Linked DNA regions of Homo sapiens: region 2 is linked to region 1. Evidence: chromatin contacts called from ENCODE Hi-C or POLR2A ChIA-PET data. All regions are on one chromosome and are shown on one strand. Each heading gives the region's core, a stretch centred on a gene start or an enhancer-like site at or near the end of the contact. The rest is flanking DNA. Distances are from core to core; before and after follow the strand shown. Region 1 has its middle 32 kb from the start of APOL5. Region 2 overlaps LOC284912 (a long non-coding RNA gene).

Region 1 (3,455 bases), core at 78-2,577:
TATTGCTAATGATTTATAGGGCTCCAAATGACAGTGCTTACAAATCTATAGATTCTTGAAGAGAAAGGAGCACTCTACAGCTAACATTAAAGTCAGGATGTGTGCAGGGCATGGTGGTGCATACCTGTAATCTCAGCACTTTGGGGAGCTGAGGTGGGAGGATTGCTTGAGACCAGGAGTTCGAGACCAGCCTGAGCAACAGAATGAGATTCCCATTGCTACAAAAAATTTAAAAATTAACTAGGCCTGGGCTGAGTGCAGTGGCTCACGCCTGTAATCCCAGCACTTTAGGAGGCTGAGGCAGGTGGATCACCTGAGGTCAGGAGTTTGAGACCAGCCTGGCATACGTGATGAAACCCCATCTCTACTAAGAATACAAAAAATTAGCTGGGTGTGGTGGTGCACACCTGCAATCCCAGCTACTTGGGAGGCTGAGGCAGGAGAATTGCTTGAACCCAGGCGGCAGAGGTTTCCGTGAGCTGAGATCATGCCATTGCACTCCAGCCTGGGTGACAGAGGAAGACTCTGTCTCAAGAAAAACAAAACAAAACAAAACAAACAAACAAACAAAAACTAGGTGTGGTGGCACACCCCTGTAGTCCTAGCTACCCAGGAGGCTGAGGTGGGAGGACGCTTAAACCTAAGAGTTGGAGGCGTCAATGAGATATGATCATGCCACTGGACTCCACTGTGCAACAGAGACCAAAGAAAAAAAAAAGAAGAAGATGTGCATCACAGCTATGGCCAGCTCACAGCAAGGGGTCTGGCAGGGCCGGTTTGGGTTTCTATTGTCCTCTCTACTGTATGGTCATGGCAAAATGCACTTCCTCTTTCAGATACAGAACCCTTGGCAGGTGCACAGAGCACCACAGAACTAAGGGGCCCAAAAGAGAGTCTCGGCTGGGGTTTTTTATGTTTCACAGGTCACATACACAAATTCCTGTTACATAACTAGCTTCTGCAGCACAGCTCTCTGGGGGTCTCACCAGGAGAAAATCAGTCTTACTGTTATCAATAAACAATGCTGACAAGTTGGTACAAACCACGCCAAACTCCTCCTTGCCCCCCTGCCTACAAAGCGACACTATTCACCGGCTTTCCTGCCTTGGGCAACATCAGTGCCAGGCAGCAAGTTTAGTACAACCGCTCAGTTTCATTCTAGACATGCTGCAATTCACCCTCAGAGCACAGGAACTAAACAAGGAAGAGGTGTGTTTATTGGGTTTTTGGGCAAAAAAGGAAAGATAAATGCAACTGATTTGTCCCTTCCCACGGTTCCGCATCCCTCATTCCAAATGCAGTACTCACGTTCCGGGCCCGCCCCCTCAGGATGGAGCTCTCAGGGTCATGAATCGGCATTGGACCTCCATGTTCGGTGGTGTGGCTTGTTTTTACAGGTTACTTAATAGGATCCAGGTTGGGTTACGAGCAACCTATAAATAAACCAGATGCGCTCCACAGAGCCCCAGACCCAGGCCAGCTCTTCTGCTGATCATATGCTACCTATCACACGCGCACACTCTGTTTATATCTACCAGACACAGGCCTGCCAAGGCTGTTCCATCAGGACAGAGGAATGGTGGATATCTTTTATACTTTGCCCATCATAATTTTCTTCCTGGAAGTGTGGGTGCACCTCCTTTGCAGAGGTGGGTGCCTGACTCAGCCGGCCTATCCCATGAGTGGATTGCAGAGGTTCACAAACCATTTGGACCTAGCCACTTGGTAATTGAACTGTTCAGTATTTCTGTGACCTAGGGAAGCTGTGAAAAAAATTGCTGAAACACTAAGGCTCTCAGACACTAACTGCAGAACCTCTGCCATGCTGGTGCTTTGGGCAGAGCCATTCCCAGGACTTCTGTGGGAGAAATAGGTAGGAAAGATGGACGCCCTTCCCTCTGGGGCTGCTAGTTAAAGGACAAGGCAAATCTAGATCTCTGATGGTCATCTTTTCCATGTTGTACAAAGGTCATTCCTGGGAAAGAAACCCACGTGGAGGAAAGCAGACCTGAGAGAGACAGGAGTCCTAGGCCAGGCACGGTGGCTCATGACTGTGATCCTAGCACTTTGGGAGGCCAAGGTGGGGGCGGATCGCTTGAGGTCAGGAGTTCAAGGCCTGTCTGGCCAATATAGTGAAACCCCATCTCTACTAAAAGTACAAAATTAGTGGGGTGTGGTGGCACTTGCCTGTAATCCCAGCTACTTGGGAGGCTGAGGCAGGAATCACTTGAACCTGGGAGGTGGAGGTTGCAATGAGCTGAGACTGAACCATTGCACTCCAGCCTGGGCAACAGAGTGAGACTCTGTCTCAAAAAAAAAAAAAAGTCCTAGTATATAGTTGAGCACCTAGAACCAACCTTACCTGAAGCAGGGACATTGCTGGACTTTTCATTTTATGACCTAATTCATTCCTGAACCAGTCAGCATTCCTAGCTGCTAACAAAGTGAACCCAAACTAGCTTAATCAGAAAAGCAATGTATTACCAAATATTAGGTATCTCAGAAGCTCTCTAGGAGAGAAGGAAAAATGGCCTATATACAATCTGTGTCCAGAAGAAACACCCTCAGGAACAGCACCCAAAATCACACTGAAAAGTGGTTTAGTGGGAAGCACTGGTAGGCACAGACAGCTCTGACTTCAGCACCATTGTCACCAACGTGACCAATGCTGGATACACGACTACAGCCTCTTATGCTGTTGGCTCTGGAAACAGGATGTAACTGCTGCCATTATCCCCAGAATAGATTCTGGAGGGAGCTCATGATTTGAAGTCTAATATGGGTACATCTGTTTGGCTGCATCTCTGCATCAAGAGAGGCTGGGAATGAGTATCTGATTTCTGTAGTCAGAGGCTATTGCCACATCCCACCAAGAGCTATAGAGCAGGGAGCGCCCCCAAATGGAGGAAAAGTGTTTACTGGGCAAAAAGAATCACCAAAGTCTACAAAGCCTTTGACTACCCAACATCAGCAAGTACACACACACACACACACACACACACACACACTTAAATAAACAAAACAAAGTAACAGAAAATAATATTTATAAACCCCTTTTAGCCCACATACACACAAAAATACTCTTTTCAAAAGGGGATCAGGACACATCAGTTACTGCATCCAGCTCCAAGTCAGCTTCCAATTCCATCCCAGGGCAGATCACCTATGTCTTCATTCCAGCTTCTTGGTGGCTGGGAAAGTGAGTTTACCGATCAAGTGCTGGGTGGCTGTGATGTTTTACAAATGTCCACCAGAGTCCATGTCAGTTTCTCTCCTCCTCTCCTTCTCTCTCCCTGTCATTCCTTCTCTCCTGTCTCTCATTCTTTCTCTCTCTTTCTCTCTGTCATTCCTTCTCTCCGTCTCTCTGTCTCTCATTCCTTCTCTCTCTCATTCCTTTTCTCCTCTTTCTCGTTCCTTCTCTCTCTTTCTGTCATTCCTTCTCTCCTTCTCTCTCA
Region 2 (3,434 bases), core at 123-2,622, 58 kb after region 1:
ACCTTGCCCAGCCCACCCTCATTTCTTTCTCCAGCGGTTTGCCTGCTGGATGCAGAGGGATGGGGGTTTTGGAAGTCCTTGGGGAGGGAGCCTGAGTGCCTGAATCACTGGGTGCAGGAGAGCCCTCTTCTCAGCTTACATTGGACTGGGAGATAAATGAGAACGAAATCTTTTGAGCCATGGCTAAGGACACATCATGAGATTTGGGGGCTGTTTGTTACAGCAGCTAGTATGCTAACACACCAGTGTAGGCAGCCATATTTGTATTTCTGCCCTCACCCAAGCCTGGTACATAAGAAGCCCTTAGTAGTCCTCCTCATCTCCCATGAGGCTTTCTTCTCATCCACCCTTCAAATGCAGGCCTGACCCTGTCGTCCCCTCTAGGAAGTTTTCTTCCCCACCTCCTCTTCTTCTTCCCAATTCTGAAATGCTGCTGACCCCCGCAAGGGTCCTTCTCTTCCTCCCTCACATCCTCCCCAGGTGACGTCTGCTGCCTCCTCTACGCTGGCACTTCCTATAGCTTAGACTGTAACCCTCAGCCCGATGGGGTAAACTGAGGCTTCTCCAAATTGCCAGATAAATTCAGGATGTTTTGTGATGCAACTCTGGAAGGGGAACCCAATCCTGTGTTAGCAGAATAAGGATGGGGCATTGATTCCCAAGAAATGAGTCCAACTCACGCTAATGGGAAGAATAGCAATATCTCCTGAGGACCAAATGGGCTTTTTTTTTTCTTTTTTCTTTCTTTTTTTTTTTTTTTTTTTTTTTTTTGAGACAGAGTCTTGCTTTCTTGCCCAGGCTGGAGTGCAGTGGTGTGATCTTGGCTCACTGCAACCTCCGCCTTCCAGGTTCAAGCAATTCTCCTGCCTCAGCCTCCCAAGTAGCTGAGACTACAGGCACCCGCCACCACACCCGGCTAATTTTTTTTTTTTTTTTTTTTGTATTTTTAGTAGAGATGGGTTTTCACTGTGTTAGCCAGGATGGTTTCAATCTCCTGACCTCGTGATCCACCCGCCTCGGCCTCCCAAAGTGCTGGGATTACAGGCATGAACCACAAATGGGCTTTTAAGGAAGAAATGGCTCTGCTGTGGGTTGTGTTTGATTTGAGAGAGACCAGAGAAAACCTAATTGCAGCCCAGGGTGACCGTGGTTTCATTTTCCCTCTCTGCTTCTCCTGCCCCCTCCCTGGGGGGCCCTCCCTGGAGCAGAGCTGACTCTGACGCCTCCTTCCTGGGGGAGCTGGGGTTTGATTGTTTTTCAAGGGAATGGTGGGAGGTGTTGGGACAGGGATGGGCGGTGCCTGGGGAGAGAGAATGTGTGTGGCTGCAGAATGCTGGGGAGGGAACAAGGAAGGAGAGGACCTGGCCTGGAGACTGCCCAGACGGGCGCCTGAGCTCCCCAGCTTCCCCTAAGGAGTAAGGTCTCCTTTCCCATGTCCTGCCACCCAGAAGTAACCACACCCATGCCCTCTCTACGCCCCTTGTGCAGCCTTCAGGGTAGACCGAGGAGAGCACCTCCCCTTCCTGGTGAAGGGAGCCCGATACACGCTGGTGCCGGCTGGCCAAGAAGGAGGTGGACAAACCTGGCGACCGCTCCCTGGCACCACCTCACCAGAGGACAGCTCACACCTCCACAGGGGTCAGAAGAAAGGAGCTGCCCTGGGGATGGCTGTGTATCCCTACAACTGCCAGGCACATGCCCCTTGAACACCCGATGCTACGTGTCCCAAAGGAAACTGGTCTCCACCCACCCCCGGCCCGTCCTCGTCCTGGGTACCCCACCTTAGTAAATGGCGCCACCATCTGCCCGGTCACTCAGCGAGAAACTCAACTCCTGGCAGCAGATGACGGGCACTCTGGTTAAATGACTCTCTCCAGCCTCCAAGTTCAACCTGCAGGGAAGCCCTGGAAATCCTGTCTCCCTCTGCCCTGCCTCTCCTTCAGCTCCGAACCCCACCCCACTCAGTACATGGCCCCCCAACAGGCTTTCAAATGTCTGCCTTCCCCAAACCAATCTGTGGTTTTAAAAGAAGTAAGGTCAGGTACAGTAGCTCATGCCTGTAATCCCAGCACTTTGGGAGGCCGAGGCAGGCGGATCACCTGAGGTCAGGAGTTTGAGACCAGTCTGGCCAACATGGCGAAACCCCGTCTCTACTAAAAATAAAAATAAAAAATTAGCCTGGGTGTGGCGGTATGTGTCTGTAGTCCCAGCTACTCCGGAGGCTGAGGTAGGAGAATTGCTTGAACCCGGGAGGCAGAGGTTGCAGTGAGCCAAGATCACACCACTGTACTCCAGCCTGGGTGACAGATTGAGACTCCGCCTCAAAAAAAAAAAATCAGGACAGTGGTTGTCTCTGGCAGGTGAGGGGGCCAGGATTGACTGGGGAGGGGCGTGCAGGAACTTTGGGTGATGACAATGTTCTCTAACTTAATACAGTTTGAGCTACACAAGTGAGTGTAGTTGTCAAATCTCAGCAAATGTATATTTAAGACATGTGCAATTAAATGTAAATTTTACATCTTACAGCAAAACAGAAAATGCAAAGAAATTTTGAACTCTTGTTCATGTCATGTATTGTGGAGTTTCTGCAGGGAATCAGATAGATGTCTGCAATTTAAAATGCCACAAAACAAGAAGAATGGATGGGTGCGTAGAGGGAGAGAGAAGCATGATTAAATTCATTTAGTAAAATGCCAGTGGTAGAGTTTAGGTGGTTTTCAGTGTGAGATTCTTCCCACTTTGCTGCATGTATGAAAATTTTTATAATAAAATGTTAGGGAGAAATGCCTCCTGGCTCCAGACGTGTCCCCTCCATTATGTTAATCACATCTGCAATTAGTGTGATGTTTCTAGGACAGCAAATCAGACCATGGCTCTCCCTTGCTCGGAAACCCTTCTGTGGCTCTCCCTGGGGACACGCCCCCACGTCTGTGGCTCCCAAGGCTGTCCATGCCTGGCCTCTGTTTATTTCTGTAATCATCACTCTCCCCTTCACTTTTTCCACCACGGAAACACCAAAATATTTATGCGTCCTGCATAGCATGCTATTTTATGTCTCCTATGATAGAAATCGCTCATTTTCATCTAATATACCTTCCCCACTTCTTTCTAAGTAGTAGAAACTCCAATTTTTATCTGGTGATGTGGCCATGTAGAAATAAAGACTACATATCCCAGCCTCCTCTGCAGTGAGGTACGGCCATTGGATGCGCAGCAAGATAAAGTATTAATTACAACTTCTGGAAAGTGTTCTTTAAGATAGGGGCACAACCTTCTTCACCCCTTTCTCCTTCCTGCTGGTTGGAATGAGGGCACGATGGCTGGAGCTCAAGCAGCCATCTTGGATGAGGAGGTGAAGGCCATATGTGTAACATGACAGAGCACTAAGGTAGATTGAAGCTGGGTCCCCGAGACTGTGGTGTGCCATGTCAGCT

What was found. A loop is a pair of places that touch in the nucleus more often than their neighbours do. ChIA-PET counts read pairs that join two places held with the same protein, here RNA polymerase II (POLR2A). Pooled maps may share reads with other maps.
Region 2: a loop to region 1 is called in a map of gastrocnemius medialis, with 2.9 times the contacts of the local background. The contact joins two enhancer-like sites. A Hi-C loop is called at or near these places in 8 of 168 maps with a recorded cell type or tissue (HL-60/S4, Ramos, cardiac septum and 5 more), 2 of 37 single-sample maps with no recorded cell type and 13 of 50 pooled maps. POLR2A ChIA-PET finds 5 or more read pairs at or near these places in 2 of 52 experiments (activated CD4-positive, alpha-beta T cell and activated naive CD4-positive, alpha-beta T cell).

Annotation. Positions count from the first base shown.
Region 1 is chr22:35,683,868-35,687,322 of GRCh38, reverse strand. No RefSeq gene overlaps it. Among named protein-coding and RNA genes, the nearest start is that of APOL5, 32 kb to the left of the region's middle. Within about 2 kb of position 1,327, at least 3 of the 41 ENCODE cell types and tissues checked have a DNase peak (open chromatin) inside an H3K27ac peak, as active enhancers do; they include gastrocnemius medialis and psoas muscle, where a contact is called at or near this core.
Region 2 is chr22:35,625,714-35,629,147 of GRCh38, reverse strand. It overlaps LOC284912 (a long non-coding RNA gene), which reads left to right. Exons shown (of 4, transcript XR_001755514.1): 4 at 1,489-1,572. Among named protein-coding and RNA genes, the nearest start is that of MB, 10 kb to the right of the region's middle. Within about 2 kb of position 1,372, at least 36 of the 41 ENCODE cell types and tissues checked have a DNase peak (open chromatin) inside an H3K27ac peak, as active enhancers do; they include gastrocnemius medialis and psoas muscle, where a contact is called at or near this core.